Regions from separate parts of the Homo sapiens genome. Here region 2 is linked to region 1. A link is an interaction called in ENCODE POLR2A ChIA-PET data of the cell type or tissue named here. Cell type or tissue: GM12878. All regions are shown on one strand. Links, peaks and the distances in the headings refer to the core of each region. The heading gives the core; the rest is flanking DNA. Region 1 has its middle 160 kb from the start of RAI14-DT. Region 2 has its middle 30 kb from the start of RAI14-DT.

What was found. Peaks named below come from ENCODE experiments on the same cell type or tissue, not always from the same donor. Only the 100,000 strongest peaks of a DNase experiment are listed, where the experiment ranks them.
Region 2: POLR2A ChIA-PET joins it to region 1 with 7 read pairs; 2 of 35 experiments call an interaction of 5 or more read pairs at or near these places.

The regions. Positions count from the first base shown.
Region 1 is chr5:34,491,084-34,499,419 of GRCh38, reverse strand. No RefSeq gene overlaps it. Among named protein-coding and RNA genes, the nearest start is that of RAI14-DT, 160 kb to the left of the region's middle. RefSeq lists enhancers at 112-261, 7,931-8,336. In GM12878, for the core only: no CTCF peak of the experiment used is centred there; DNase peaks (open chromatin) are centred at 4,030 and 5,122; H3K27ac peaks cover 1,143 bases.
Region 2 is chr5:34,621,992-34,630,327 of GRCh38, reverse strand. No RefSeq gene overlaps it. Among named protein-coding and RNA genes, the nearest start is that of RAI14-DT, 30 kb to the left of the region's middle. In GM12878, for the core only: no CTCF peak of the experiment used is centred there; no DNase peak of the experiment used is centred there.

The DNA of each region.
Region 1 (8,336 bases), core at 299-8,298:
CTGATCTGTTTCCTTCCAGGGTGGTTGTGAGGATTAGACATTTGTGAAATGTGCTATGGGGTTGTATTAGTCCATTCTCACACTGCTATAAAAAGCTGCCTGAGACTGAGTCATTTATAAACAAAAGAGGGTTAATTGACTCATAGCTCTGCATGGCTGGGGAGGTTTCAGAAAACTTACAATCATGGTGGAAGGCAAAGGGGAAGCAAGTACTTTCTTCACAAGGCAGCAGGAGAGACAGGAAGTACCACACTTTAAAACCACCAGCTCTGGTGAGAACTCACTCACTATCACGAGACCAGCATGGGGAAAATCACCCCCATGATCCAATCACTTCCCACCAGGTCCCTCCGTCAACATATGGGGATTACAATTTGAGATGAGATTTCGGTGGGGAAGCAGAGCCACATCATATCAGGGGCCCTTCTCAAAATGAAAACATGAAGCTCCCCTACTTGATCATTCTATTTCCTATGGCTGTTTTCCTAAAGATCGGCCCTTTTTTCCACTTTACTTTGAGAACCACCAAACAAAATTGAGTCTGGCCTGACACTGCGTACCCTTTTCCCTTGCAACCTCATCTCTTCATGTGCCCTTTGCCCTCTGATGACTCTAACCTCTTTCGAAGGTCCTTGAATTCACTAAGATTTGTTTACTCAAGGGCCTTTACTTTTGCAATTTTCCCTGCTTGGAGCAATCTTCCTCCTTTCTGTTCCTTCTGCAGAGAAGTCTACCCTGACTCTCAACCAATGTGAAAAATCCCCTTGCTCTTTCCTGGCTTTCTTTCAGAGTGCCGAGCACAGTCTTCATTTCTGGATAGTCTATTGATTAGCATTTATCTGCTTGAAAGGCAGCCTAACTGTAGCATTTGAGGGCCTGAGTGCTGGAGCTAGACTACCTGGATTTAAGCGCTTCCCAGCTGTGTGATCCCGGGAAAGTTATTTTAATGTCTGGTGCCTCAGTTTCCTCATCTGTAAAAATAGAGATATTAATATCACCTACTTCATAGGGTTGTGGAGGGGATTAACTGTTTATATTTGTAAAGTGCTTAGAGCAGTGCTCTGTGCATAGCAGAGATTATGCGAGTATTACATAAATAAAAGAAATAATACCTGTTTCCTCCACGATACTGTGTGATCTATAAAGAGGAGAACTGTATCTGTTCTTTCACTGTAGTGGTTAGCACAGTGCCAGGCCATGTTATTGTTGTTGTTGCTGTTGTTTTACATCCAGCGAGTATTAAATATTTGCCAAATAAATGAATAAAGAAATAAATAACTGAGTGATGTTCTAAATTGGAGTGGGAGTAGAACAACGTTGCAACATCTCAGGGTTTCAGAAAATATTATTTAAGAAGTAGAAGGCTGGGTGCAGTGGCTCATGCCTGTAATCGCAGCACTTTGAGAGGCCGAGGTGGGTGGATCACCTGAGGTCAGGAGTTCGAAATCAGCCTGGCCAACATGGCAAAACTCTGTCTCTACTAAAAATTCAAAAATTAGCTGGACATTGTGGCACATGCCTGTAATCCCAGCTACTCAGGAGGCTGAGGCAGGAGAATCACTTGAACCCGGGAGACAGAGGTTGCAGTGAGCTGAGATCGCGCCATTGCACTCCAGCCTGGGCAACAAGAGCAAAACTCTGTTTCAAAAAAAAAAAAAAAAAGAAGTAGAAGTTTCTAGCTCCATTGGGAGTTGAATTCCTGCCTGTGGGGTTTGTTGGAACTGAATCTTCCATGACAAAGTGTGGGACTGGTGTGGACCATCAGTAGAATCATTGCTTCCCCGCTTCTCCTTGCTTCCCCGCTTACAGTAATTGCCTCCTCTTGGAGAACTGCTAGGTCTCAGACCACCTAGGAAGTGGAATTGAGACCCTGTGAGACCGATGCACAGGCTCCCACCCATGTGGAAAGCTGCAGCCCTGATTAGGTGTTTGGCTGGCTGACCCCACCACCCTTGGGACCGCGGTTTCCCTGAGTAGCTTGAGCTCTGGCCCTGGTCACGACTCAGGGTTGTTCTGACCCTCTCAGAAGAGAATTTTCCAAAACCCCAAACAACGACAGCTTTATGGGCCAGCTGCACTCTGTTCCCTTTGAGAGGCAACCAGAGCTCTTAAATCACATGAAAAACACATCCAAGTTGTGCTGTGGGGACTCACATCAGGCAACTGGCTGCTCTACTCAATTCTTGTCCAACACTAGGTCTCCAAGGAGCCATTTGAAGCCCAGTCAAATAGACCTCGATCACCCTGGCTGGCTGCCAGAGCCTGATGGTCCTCTGCCTTCAGAGCCTCTGCAGCGTGAGCGCTGGACAATTTCCTGTGGCCCATGGTCTCCCCAGCCAGGTTAACGTTCAGCCTCCCTGTCTTCTGGATCCCACCTTGTTTTTCTGTTTTGTTTGCTGAACGGCCTCAGGGTTTCCCCTTTCCTGCTCCAGCCCATCTGGAAGTCTCTTTATTAACAGTTTATTTGCAAGCTCATGGTGGTCTATGAACTTGTCTGAAATTTCCTGGAAAAGAAACAACTGCTTGAGTCCCAGGGGAACCTTCTGTCAGTCTCTCCTCAGACAATTCTGAGTGGCTATTCATGTGGTATGTGGCTACTCCTCCCCTTTCACCCACCCCCACACACCTTGAAAACAGCCTCCAGCTCCAATAAAAACATTTCAGAAGTCCTGACAGAGAGCAAAGACTGCGTTCTACTCCTAAAAGAGTGTAGCCTGCAATGGTACCGAGTATGTGGGGGATGCCACCTTCTAGGTGGGCTCTTCAAGGATAGTTTGAGGAGAAATCCTAGGCGAGCCTTTTAGAAGCTATTACTTGCCGTTTGTTGGCTTGTGAGCGAGAATTTCTAGCCCCGCCGAGGTTTGGTTGTGAGAACCAAGCCGTGAGCTGGGGAGGAGGGGAAGGGACCGATGCTGAAGATCTGCTTCCTATTTCTCCTATTCCTCCCTGCCTTCCTATTTCTGCCCACTAGGATGAGCGGTCACTCCGAGCTCTTCCTCTGAGGGCACTCCAGAGCCTGGCAGCCAGCTCCCGAGATTCCCTCCCTATGCAGCTTCTTCAGTCAATCACCTCTCGGTCCTTGGCAGCAGCATCCACTTCCCACAGGAGGCCCCGTCCTGAAAGAGAGGGAGCCAGGCTTGGCTTCTGCCCCCGTGGTAGGCCTTGGGTAGCAACACACTTGCTAACACCCCCACTTTCAGGCAAATCCCATGTAACTACTCAACAGACCTTGCATTTTCTTAAGGCGAAAGGTACGAAACACAACTTAAAATGCTGATGGCTTTTGACTAGGAACAGAACTCAGAAATGACCAGTTTGCAGGTGTTCAGGTTTTCTTAAGCCACAGTAACCTGCCCTCCAGTGAAATCTTACTGAGAAGCCCATGGGGGTGCCCGAGAAGTGGGGAAGGGTCCAGGCCCCACAGACTCGCTCCCTGATCCTCTTGGTAGTTCCTGAGGTTCTCATGCCAAATGCCTAATATTCTCTAGAGCCCACTTTGAAAGTCACTCGTTTCCATGGAGCAAAGTGTAACTAACTTGAGAACCCAAAGGACTCGCCCAAGGTAGGTGTTACTTGGAGACCTGGGCACAACTGGACCCCAGGTCTCTTAAAATCAGGTTTATGCACTTAGAGAAATTCTGCTAAATGTTTTTTCTCTCTGTCTCTCAATACACACACACACACACACACACACACACACACACACACACACACACACACGGAGTCTTACTCTGTTGCCCAGGCTGCAGTGCAGTGGTGCAATCTTGGCTCACTGCAGCCTCCTCTTCCTGGGCAATCCTCCCACCTCAGCCTTCCACATAGCTGGGACTACAAGTGTGAGCCACTATGCTGGGCTAATTTTTGTATTTTTTGTAGACACAGTGTTTCGCCATGTTGCCCAGGCTGGTCTCGAAATCTTGGGCTCAAGTGACCCACTCACCTCAGCCTCCCAAGGTGATAGAATTATAGGTGTGAGCCACCACACCTGGCCTTAATGTGCAATTTATTAACCACATTTGGTTTAGAGTTGGTCCTATGGTGAAACGGTTCAATGCTCATCCCTCTTCTGTTTTCATTAGTTTAAGTAATTGTTCTTGGTCGGCATATTAGCCAGCCAGGGCTGCCAGAACAAAGTACCAAAGGTTGTGTGGCTTAAACAACAGGAATTTATTTTCTGACAATTCTGGAAGCTAGAAACTCAAGATCAAAGTCAGTGGGGTTGGTTCCTTCTGAGGACTGCCTCATTGATAGATGGCCGTGGTTTTCTCTCTGTAATTGTCTGTGTTTAACTTCCCTCCTCTTATAAGGACATCAGTCATATTGGAATAGGACCCTTCCATATGACCTCTTTTTATCTTAATTACCTCTTTGAAGTCTCTATGTCCAGATATATCACATTCAGAGGTACCAGCGTTTAGGACTTGAACACATGAATTTGGAGGGGGTGAGACCCAGTTCAGCCCATGACTAAACCTCACCTTTTCTTCCCCTAGTGATTAATTCAAAGAGAGCATATGGAAACTATATTCCCTGAATTCTTGTACATTCAAAAACATCGTACTATAGCTTTCTTTTTAGGTTACTTTTTTCTCTTGAAACCTGGAAGGCATTGTGCTATTGACTTCTAGTCTTGTAGGTTGTTATGGGGAAAGTCTGAGGCCAGCAAAATGTTTTTCCAGCTCCAACTGCGGGACACATGAAGGAGGTCACATCCAGAGACACTCAAAGAAGAGGAGGACTACAGCCTCATGAATGACCCTGAGGGAGACCACCCAAAGAACTGTCTGACTGAACACAGCCCAAACTGCTTACCCACAGGGTCTTTAGCCAGTAAAATAGTTGTTTTGAGCCACTATGTTGTGGGGATGGTTTGTTACACAGCAATTGATAACTGACACACAGAGCTAGCAGGAATTCTCCCTGGATCACTGTGCTGTTTCTTATGACTTGGGGTTGTTTGGGTGGGTGAATAGTTTAGCCTGTGTTTCTCTCCAGATAATTGACAGCAGCTGCAGAGTTACTCATAATGCAGTGTGGAAACGCTTGCTTCCTCCTGTCTCCCAGATAGACTGCTTCCTGTGCATATGTGAATCTGAATCTGAGTGAATCCTCTCTCAGCACCACATTCTCAACTTCTCACAGGGGCTAAACTTGGCTCCTACTCTCTGGTGTCCCCCACCTCTCTCAGCTCCTCCCTGCCTTCCTGTTTGACTTGCAGTGGGTTTGGCATTCTTTCATCAGATATCGCAGTTGGGGTTGCAAATATTACATAGGTTTATCACACATAGGGCTGCATTTCTGTTTCTTGATTTTTTTGGGGGGGATAGGAGGGTGTGAAAAAGAGGCACTTCTAGGTTTGCTGTGACATTAAAAAATATTAGGATAAAAAAATTTTAAAAATATTAATCTGTTCAGGCTGCTGTAACAAAATACCATAACCTAGGTGGCTTATAAACAATAGAAATTCAGTTCTGATGGTTCTGGATGCTGAGAAGTTCAAGACCAAGTTTCCAGCAGGGTCCGTGTCTGCTGAGCACTAGCTCTCTGGTTCAGAGATGAACTTTTCACTGTGTCCTCATGCTGTGGAAGAGGTGAATAAGCTCATTTGGACCTCTTTTATAAGGGCACTAATCCCATTCATGAGGGATCCATCCTTTTGACTCAATCACCTCCTAAAGGCCCCACTTCTTTTAACTGCCATATTGGGGATTAGATCTCAAAATATGAATTTTGGGGAGACACTAACGTTTGAACCATAGCAGCGGCCAACATAAGATTGTCAATTTTTTAATATAAGAAGATTTAAAAAGAGCAGCTGTGGCCAAACAAAAATATGACAAAAAGCTCATCATCACTGGTCATTAGAGGAATGCAAATCAAAACCACAATGAGATACCATCTCATGCCAGTTAGAATGGTGATCATTAAAAACTCAGGAAACAAGAGATGCTGTAGAGGATGTGGAGAAATAGGAAACTTTTACACTGTTGGGAGTGTAAATTAGTTCAAGCATTGTGGAAGACAGTGTGGCGATTCCTCAAGGATCTAGAACCAGAAATACCATTTGACCCAGCGATCCCAATACTGGGTATATACCCAAAGGATTATAAATCATTCTACTACAAAGACACATGCACATGTATGTTTACTGCTGCACTATTCACAATAACAAAGACTTGGAACCAACCCAAATGCCCATCAATGATAGACTAGATAAAGAAAATGTGGCACATATACACCATGGAATACTATGCAACCATTAAAAAGGATGAGTTCATGTCCTTTGCAGGGACATGGATGAAGCTAGAAAGCCTCATTCTCAGCAAACTAACACAAGAACAGAAAACTAAACACTGCACGTTCTCACTCACAATTGGAAGTTGAGCAATGAGAACACATGAACACAGGGAGGGGAATATCACACACTGGGGCCTGTCAGGGGGTGGGGGACTAGGGGAGGGACAGCATTAGGACAAATACCTAACATAGGTGATGGGTTGATGGGTGCAGCAAACCACCATGGCACGTGTATACCTATGTAACAAACCTGCGCATTCTGCACATGTATGCCAGAACTTAAAGTAAAATTAAAAAAAGAGCAGCTATTTTTCATTATCATCACCCTTTCAGAAAAGAAATCCATTATAATACCTTATAATTACAAGTCTATAAACTCAGAAAAAAGGATAATCCTTCTTAAGAGAGAATTAAGATATAATGTACTTTAATATTTGTGTTTATGGGAAATACTAATGGATGGAGACGCAGAAAACTTGCAATTTAAAATTAGATTTCACTGAGTGCAGTGGCTTAGGCCTGTAATCCCAGCACTTTGGGAGGCTTAGGTAGGAGGATCCCTTTAGCCTAGAAGATTAAGACCAGTCTGGGCAACAAAGGGAGACCCCATCTCTCTTAAAAAAAAAAAAAAAAATCACAAGGTCAGGAGATCGAGACCATCCTGGCTAACACGGCGAAACCCTGTCTCTACTATAAATACAAAAAAAAAAAAATTAGCCGGGCGAGGTGGCGGGTGCCCGTAGTCCCAGCTACTGGGGAGGCCGAGGCAGGAGAATGGCGTGAACCCGGGGGGCGGAGCCTGCAGTGAGCCGAGATCGCGCCACTGCACTCCAGCCTAGGCGACAGAGACAGACTCGGTCGCAAAAAAAAAAAAAAAAAGTAGAGCCAGGCACAGTGGTGTGTGCCTGTAGTCCCAGCTACTCAAAAGGCTGAGGTGGGAGGATTGCTTTAGCCCAGGAGTTCGAGGTTGCAGTCAGCTATGATCACGCCATTGCACTGCAGCCTGGGTGACAGAGCAAGACCCTGTCTCAGAAAAAAAAAAAAAAAAAAGATTTTACCCAATTTCCCTTTGACTAGTCTGTCATGAAAGTGAGACTACAAACTGTAAAAGAACGTTAATCTTCATGTTTAGGAAGAAACTCATCTCTCTCCTTTCCCGCACAAAGTCATTTTTAAATTATCTTAAGGTAGCGATGATTTTGATGCTCCATCAGGTTCCACTCTTTTTGATAAAATAGTTAACCGTAATAATCTCCTCTGGCTCAAGCCGTTTCTGACTTTAGGCCCTGTAAGCGCTCTGGACAAGCTCTATTGTTTATATGGAGCAGCAAATGGGTTGGAGGGTATTTTGAAGTTAGAGCAAGCATTTGGCTGCAGAACTAAGGTCACCAGCACTCCACCATCTTTATTTGTCCCCCATTTACCCCGTCGCTGCCTGGCCCTGTCTGCAGACTGTGGTTTCCGGGACACATGGGCTAAGCCTGGCAGCACAGGGCCGCAGATTCTCAAAGCTTTACCTCTGGATTCAGTCACTAGAAAGCTGTGCAGATGGTGTCACATCTCTCTCGAGCACTTAGTGGCTCTGGAGTAAATATTTGTGGGATAATAAATGAACAGTTTACTGCAGGACTCGCTGAAGTCTGCCTAGGGCCACATCTTGAGACAGGCTGCCTGCTCCCGCTGTCCCTGCCATCCCCCCAGCGTCTGGCTCACCCACGGTCTATTCTGCATGTCTGCTGCATGCATTCAGCTTAGAAAAAGCCGACTCCCAGAGGGCAGACACTAATATGAGTGCAATTGAGGATACTTTTTTCTTCTTTTCAGAGAAAATGAATGAGGAGTCATTCAGAAGCCTAAGGAGAAGATCTAGGAGGAGCTGATAGAAGAACAGCCAGTGCTGCTGAGGACTGGCTACTGTGAAGGTTGTGCAGTTTGGTGGGAGCCCTGGGGAACTCCCTTCTATCCTGTGTGTGATTGAAACCCTCACCCCACAATAAACACACACACAAACACACACACAGACACACACACATACAAAT
Region 2 (8,336 bases), core at 170-8,169, 130 kb before region 1:
TTCCTTCATCCTAAAGCCTGCTTTGTGGTGTCTGAAATTCCTTTCCCAAAGTTGGAAGAAACAGACTTAAAATGCAAAACATGGTGGAGATCACATTTTAGTGTGAATGAACTTTGTCTGATTTGTAATTGGCCAATCCATTCATCAGTGTGAATGACTGGTTATCATATTCTGTTTTGACTGGGGAGGTGGGGAGAGGAGGGCAGTGATAGGGCTTATGTTAATACTGGTTACAAGCATAGCTCATCAGTGGCCTCCATTGCCTCTTTGCATTCTCTGCTCCTAGCCAGAGTTTCAGGGAGCCCACTACAGTATCTGATGAGTGAAAGAGAAGCAAAGAGAATTTGAGAAAAGATACAGGTATTTCTCTGATGAGGTGGAAGAACTCCCAAAGACGAACTCGGTAAGAGAGGGTCACTTTGCAAATCTTCATCCCTTTAAAATGTTCTTTCTGGTTCTGTGTGGTGGCTCATGCCTGTAATCCCAGTACTTTGGGACATGGAAGTGAGAGGATTGCTTGAGGCCAGTAATTTGAGACCACCCTGGGCAACATGACAAGATCCCATATCTATAAAAAATTTAAAAATTAGCTGGGCATAAAGGTGTGACCTGTAGTCCCAGCTACTCGGGAAGCTGAGGTGGAAAGATCACTTGAGTTCAAGGCTGCAGCGAACTACGATTATGCCACTGTACTCTAGCAAAGGTGACAGAGCAAGATCCTGTGTCTTAAAAAAATTTAAATTACATTAAAAATAAAATAAAATGTTCTTTCCTACCCTTAGGCAGTTTTGCTTGCAGAGTTTATATCAAAATCTTGTTTGGTCCTTTGTTTTTACAAAATTCAGTTCCCAGACATCAGTTAATTAAGATCTTACTGCCCTTATTTTTAATCCCATGCAGCTAGGTACTTAGTAAATGCTCAATAAATGCATGCCACTTAATCTCTTTACTTGGAAATTATGTTCTAGAAATAGCAGTAAATTATTGAGCTGCATTATTACTTTCCTCTCTACTATGGGCTTTTATGCCTCACAAATATTTATGGTTAACCAAAGAAAAGGAGTATCTAATGTGATTTTTTTGGTTTTCTCTGAGTGTATTTTAAAAGTCTGTTTAAATGTATGTGAAAGAAAGATATTTGATTAGAGGGTTTTGCTTGGAAAAATAAGGAGAAAATTTTTTTCATAGGGTCTCATTCACTTTCCACAAATGTTATCACTCTGGACTATAGGAAGAAACAGCTGCAATTGATATTTTGGTCAACCACTAAGAGAGGGACCAGGTTTTGGATAAAGAATTCCTGTCTTCTCTCAAATCCTTGCTAGCTGGGATGAGGAGGCCTGCCATCTACTTATGGAGCAAAGGGGTTTTTGAAAGTCTGAGCCTTTCCTGAGACTTAATGCCTCTGATGTTTCAGGCTGGCTTGTTCTGGAAAACATTGATTGTTTGTATCTACTGAGAACATTGAACATGCCACTCATTCTTTCTTAACTGTTACAAATTAATTGTCACAGAGCCTCTATTTCTATTGTGATCCTTTTCCAACCACTCTCCCCACCCTCCATACGGGTCAGGAAGTTAATTTTTGTTCTGGAAAAATTGTTTTTAGGGAATCACATTTAAACAGTCAGAGACAAGCTATCACAAGGTGATAGCAAGGTTGATGAATTCTGGCTCTGTGACTTTCAATTCCAGTGGCACCACTTGCTGGCTATGGGACCCTGAGCAAGCCAATTAGCCTATCTGAGCCTCAGTGTCTCATCTGTATAATGGGGCCATGGTTATAAAGTGCATGGTTCATTAGGGATTTTGTAAGGACTACGTGAGGGAATGCAAATAAAGCAGTCAGCCTGGTGCCTAACACATAAGAAGCCTTCTGGGCGTGTTGCAATGGTTCCAATCTATTATTGATCATCAACTGTACCACATTGGATGAAATATCTTTAGGAAGGAGATTGTTTCCTTTTTCCCTTTCTAAGACACAAGAGTTAATGAACGTGAAACACTGTGGCTGAAGGGCAATTTAGGAAAGGAAAAAGCCTCCGGATCTCATCATTCTAAACCTCTAAGTTTTATCCACACTTTTCTAAAGCTACTGTTAAGTCACTTGGCATTTCAGTGTAGCATGATATGTAATATTTTAAAAAGCAGAGAGGTTACCAAATGGGGGATTCTGTTACATATTTACATGTAATGTACAGAGAGAAAACCTTTGTTCTTTTTTAGAGGTTTGGTTATCTTCCTGGTTTATAAATCAATTTCCTTTTCCTATTCAAACCCAAACAGTTCACATTCCTGCATAACTTTATGGTTACTGGTGTCTCTGTGGAAACAACCACGTAGGAAGTGGTATTTCCCAGACTAAGAGCTTCACATTCAGTTTTCTTGGCAAGATGAGAGGAGGGTGTTTCAGGTCCATAAACCCCATAATTTTATCATGATCATCAGATAATAAGGATAATAACAGAGTTGTAAAACTTTAGAAGTTGAAGAACATTAGATTCCATCAAGGCCAACCCCCTCATTTTACACATGAGTAGGTACCTTATCCTTGAACCATGTTTTACTCTCCTAAAAGGGTTTTTACACAAATTATGTAATTTCCCTTCCCAGCAACCCTTTGAGGTAGTGAGAGGGTAGGTATTAGCTACCTCTATTTTGTAGACGAAGAAACTGAGGCTTTGGGAGAGTAAATGACTTGCTCACATTATGGAACGACTCAGTTGATGGGCATGTCTACATTTCAAGCTTCCAATTGCCTTGACAGTTCTCTTCATTGCAGCTTGATACATTGCAGGAGTTTGTGTGCCTACTGGGAACATAGATCTAGACCTCAGGTCTCCCAGGCTTGATATCTTTGGTCTTTGAAACTCTGTCATGTGCAGAATAAGATCCAAGCTCCTCAACATGGGATATGAGGCCCTCATGCTTGGCCTTTGCCCTCCTCTTCAGCCTCATCTTCTACCATGCCTAGTTTCCAATTTTTGCTCTAGGGACTCTAAGTGCCTTGGTATTTTCTATTCCTTCAGCTTGAAACACACTTCTAGCTCACTTTTTCACCCTAACCAATTTCCTTTGAGAATGAACTCAGCCGGGCATGGTGGCTCACGCCTGTAATCCTAGCAGTTTGGGAGGCTGAGGTGGGTGGATCACCTGAGGTCAGGAGTTTGAGACCAGCCTGGCCAACATGACAAAACCCTGTCTCTACTAAAAATACAAAATTTAGCCAGGTGTGGTGGTGGGCACATGTAATCCCAGCTACTCGGGAGGCTGAGCAGGAGAATCGCTTGAATGTGGGGGCAGAGGTTGCAGTGAGCTGAGATCACACTGAGATCGCGCCACTTCACTCCAGCCTGGGAGAAAGAGGGAGACTCTCTCTCAAAAAAAAAAAAAAAAAAAAAAGAATGAACTTGAGATACTCATCATTTTTTTTTTTTACTCTTTTGTAATAACGCTTAGCTTAAAACACAAACACAGAACCTGGGGGAGGGGCAGGAGTGTAAAAACAAAACAAGAAAAATACAAACCCATTGTGCAGAGGTACAGGTGTCTTCTTTCTTTATATCCTTATTCTATCAGCTTTTTTTCTATTAAGAACAGTTTTTTAAAACTTTAAAAGCTTTTTTTGTTAAAAATGAAGACACAAACACACACATTAGCCTAGGCCTACACAGGGTCAGGATCATCAATATCACTGTCTTCACCTCCACATCTTGCCTGACTGGAAGGTCTTCTGGGGCAATAACATGCATGGAGCTATCATCTCCTATGATAACAATGCCTTCTTCTGGAATCCCTCCTGAAGGAACTGCCTAAGGCTGTTTTGCAGTTAACTTGTTGTTTTTTTTTTAAATAAGTAGAAGGAGTACACTCTAAAATAACAACAAAAAGTATAGTATAGTGAATACATAAACCAGTAACATAGTCGTTTATTATATTATCAAGTATTATGGTATTATGTACTGTATAGAAATGTATGTGCTCTACTTTTATATGACTGGCAGCAAAGTAGGTTTGTTTACACCAGCATCGCCACAAACCCATGAGTAATGTGTTGTGCTAGATGTTAGGGCAGCTATGACATCATCAGTCGACAGGAATTTCCCAGCTCCATTATATCTTTTGGGAGCACTGTCATATACATGGTCCATCAGTGACTGCAGTGTTATTATGTGACGCCTGACTGTATGATTTTACGCAAACCTGATTGTTCCAGAGGTGGCCATTTTCTCCCGAGAGAGAAGACCAAAGAGATCTAAGAAGACAAGAGACACCATGTGGCTCCAGAGACACCAAGAGGAAAATAAACATAGAAAAGATTTGTCATTGTTCTTGATAACTTTACATTACCTGGTTCCAAACCCTAGTAAAGCTTCCGTGAGCTATGCCTGTATAATCCACAAATTCCCCTCTGGCAGTGGTGTGCTGGTAAAACAGCTCTTAAAAAGCAAACAAACAAATAACAAAGCCTTGATTTGTAGCACTTGCCAGTTTCCAAGATGTAAATACTCCCCCCATGATCTATTTTACGCTATTGTAACATCACTACATGTAGACTTGTGCATATATACTCATCTTTTGTGAGCTTACACGAGCTGGCTCTAGCACACCACTGCCTTAGGTTTAAGTTAAAGTGGGTGGGTTTCTGTCCCTTGATCCAAATGTCCCACTATATATCAAATTAAGGTACCATTGATTGGCTGGTTTATTTATCACCAAAAAAGAAAAACACCACTCTGCCCATTAAACTGTGATATAATGCTTTAAGAACAGTCCTGCTCGTGCATGAAATTAGTGCCACCAGCCTTTGCTCATTTGATACTTCCCTGTGTATATTCCTCTGGGTTTGGCAACTTTCCTGCCTTTAGCTGTGTTGCTTAGTGTGTGATAGACAATTCTTTTTTTTGGTATCTTAGTAACAAAATATAACACAGCTTCACATACTTGTGGGTATCTTCTCTTCTTGATTCTATTAAAATACTTGTGACAAATACACAACTCTGGTCATTCCTCCATAAATATCTGCTTTGTTAATATCCAATGTAAGCTCCTTTATTCCTATACTTTTCTGTGTAGACTTTTTTTTTTTGCTGTAACACCAAACTATATCTAATGTTTTTGAAGATATTTTAAATGGCGATTAAACTCCACTTGCGTAGTACTAATGTTGCAAATAACTCAAATGAATTGATGACAAAATGACCGAATTTACCTGTGTGCAGGTAATGACAATCAGAGCTATGGCAAGTCTCCATCAATTATGGGATGAATCCCAGTTTTAGAGATGTTACAATGTGGAAAAGAAAGTGCATCTCATAATCGGTGAAATATGGTAATCTCTGCTATGGAAAATACCTTGGCTCAGCTATCACCTCCTCCAGGGAGCCTGTCCTAACAATCTTCCAGCACTCCCTCTGAGTTGGGCTCAGTCCCACACCTTGTGTTCCTGTAGCTTCCTGTGTATATCTGTATCTTCCCACTTAGCATGTGGTGGCCTAATTACCTGTTTACCTGAGGAATGTATCTTGGAGAACTCTTTGGGTTCACGGTGCCTGGAACTGTGCCTGGCACATCATATCGGTCCTCAGTAAATGCTTGCTTAATGATTGACTTGTGAATCCTATGAGAGATGGATGATCTTTCGCTTTCAGACCAGCAGTGTGCACACTTCTGAGCAGGACAACCCCTGTCTGTCCAGGGCCTCTTCTGCAGCCAGCCACTCTCAGACCATGCCTACCAATGATATTAAAACACAGCAGTCCACTGTTCCTCTTATTTATACTCTCCCCCATAATCTTCACCTTAGTTCAGGCTGCTATAACAAAAATACCATAGAACCAGTGGCTTAAACAACAACAAAAAAATATTTTTCACAGTTTTGGAGGCTAGAAAGTCCAACATCAAGGTACTGGCCAATTTGGATCCTGGTGAGGGCTCTCTTCCTGGTTTGCAGAGGGCTGCCTTCTTGCTGTTTCCTCATGTGGCAGAGAAACAGGTGATTTCTTTCATATCTCTTATTTAAAAAAAAATTGGCCAGCACGGTGGCTCACGCTTGCAATCCCAGCACTTTGGGAGGCTGAGGTGGGCGGATCATGAGGTCAAGAGATCAAGACCATCCTGGCCAACATGGTGAAGCCCCGTCTCTACTAAAAATACAAAAATTAGCTGGGCATGGTGGCAGGCTCCTGTAATCCCAGCTACTCAGGAGGCTGAGTCAGTAGAATCGCTTGAACCCAGGAGGCGGAGGTTGCAGTGAGCCGAGGTTGTGCCACTGCACTCCAGCCTGGCGATAGAGCAAGACTCCATCTCAAAAAAAATAACAAATAAATAAAATAAAAATAAATAAATAAATAATTAAAAAATTGATTATATATTAGTTGTACGTATTCATATCTCCTCTTTTTGAGACAGGGTCTCACTCTGTCACCCAGCTGGAGTGCAGTGGTGTGATCAGGGCTCACTGCAGCCTCAACCTCCCAGGCTCAAGTGATCCTCCCACCTTAGCTTCCCAAGTAGCTGGGACCACAGGCACATGCTACCACACTCAGCTAACTTAAAAATTTTTTTTTTTTTTTTTTGAGACAGAGTCTTGCTCTGCTGCCAGGCTGGAGTGCAGTGGCGCTATCTTGGCTCACTGCAACCTCTGACACCCTGGTTCAAGCAATTCTCCTGCCTCAGCCTCCTGAGTAGCTGGGATTACAAGCATGTACCACCACACCCAGCTAATTTTTGTATTTTTAGTAGAGATGGGGTTTCACCATGTTGGCCAGGATGGTCTCGATCTCCTGACCTTGTGATCCACGCACCTCAGCCTCCCGAAGTGCTGGGATTACAGGTATGAGCCACCACACCTGGCCAAAAAAATTTTTTTATGGAGAGGAGGGTCTCACTATATTTGCTCAGGCTGGTCTTCAAATCCTGGGCTTAAGTGATCCTCCCACCTCAGCCTCCCGAAGTGCTGGGATTCCAGGTATGAGTCACTGCAGCCGGCCTCATGTCTCTTCTTATAAGGGAACTAATCCCATCATGAGGGCTCATCCTTCACAACCTAATTACCTCCCAAAGGCCCCACCTCTTAATAGTATCACACTGGGAAATAAAGCTTCAATTTATCGACTTTGTGGAGATACAAACATTCAGTCCACAGCACCCATGATGTGAGAAATCAAGTCAAATTAAAATTATAATGGGTAATAATGGCATTGCGATGTACTCCTCCCAGATAGCTCATGACATTTTAGGAGGAAGTTCGAATGAGCTAACTCACAGAAAAGAGCCTTGGGAAGAACTGCAGGCTGCTGTGAGAAAATCTGGAGCCAGCATGCTCTTTTCAAGGTCTACCACTTAAATGGTTGTCTGGGTTCACTTTATGCTCTCATTTGGGGCCACGATGTACCAAGTTAAGTTGTGAGAAAAGCCTGGATCATTTTGGGGCTTCCAATCTTCCCCTTTGGGCTCATTTCTTCCATTTTACATGCTTGGGTTGGGCATGGGACCAGCATCCTGAAAATGCAGGTGGGCTTCCCCAACTTGTGGGGGAGGCCCGAGAGGAAAGCAAGTTTCTCATTCTCAAAACCCAACTCAAGTCACCATGATACCTTTCATGTTTATGGTTTCCTTACATGAGGAAACTACTCAATCTCTTCCAGATCTTAAGTCTTACTTTCCTTCATGAGGTTATCTCATTTCCCTCTATTTATTTTCAAAATCTCCAAAAATAAAAGTTACTTCTAATATTCTCTTTTCTCACAACACTCTTCCTCCACACATTGCTTTAACTTCCATGGTCTAACCTAAAATAGAAAAGTTAAAGAAGGAAATACTAGTTGTCGGTATCAATTAAACAAACAGCAATTTAAAAAATTACAATAAAGATTTTCTGGTTTTGGTGACTTGCACCCTAAAATATTGGAAGGAATATCAAAGGATTGGAAAGTGGGGCTCAGTCCAACTGCTGGTGTCTGGGATTTAATGCTCAGACAGAGGTGGGTGGGGGAACCTCTTCCCTGCTTTGCAAAGGCAGAAATAATTCTCTGGTAACTCTTCTACAGGGAAGCTCTGTGGATAAGAAACCTCAAGAATGAAACACTTAATTATAACCAAACATGGAGCAAACAAAGAAACAAGAACTGAGTTGGGCTGTTTTATATGAATCCTGCCTACGAAAGGAGATTGCTCCTTCCAAGTTTTGTAAGAGATCAGTGACAAGCTGGAATTTTTCATTTCTGGGCTCAGTGAGAAGTTACATTTACAGAACCAACTTCATTTATGTTTTAAAAGCAAATAAGTTTAGGCTTACCACCCTGGTGAGCTCTGAGGCTGTTGAATATTCTGGG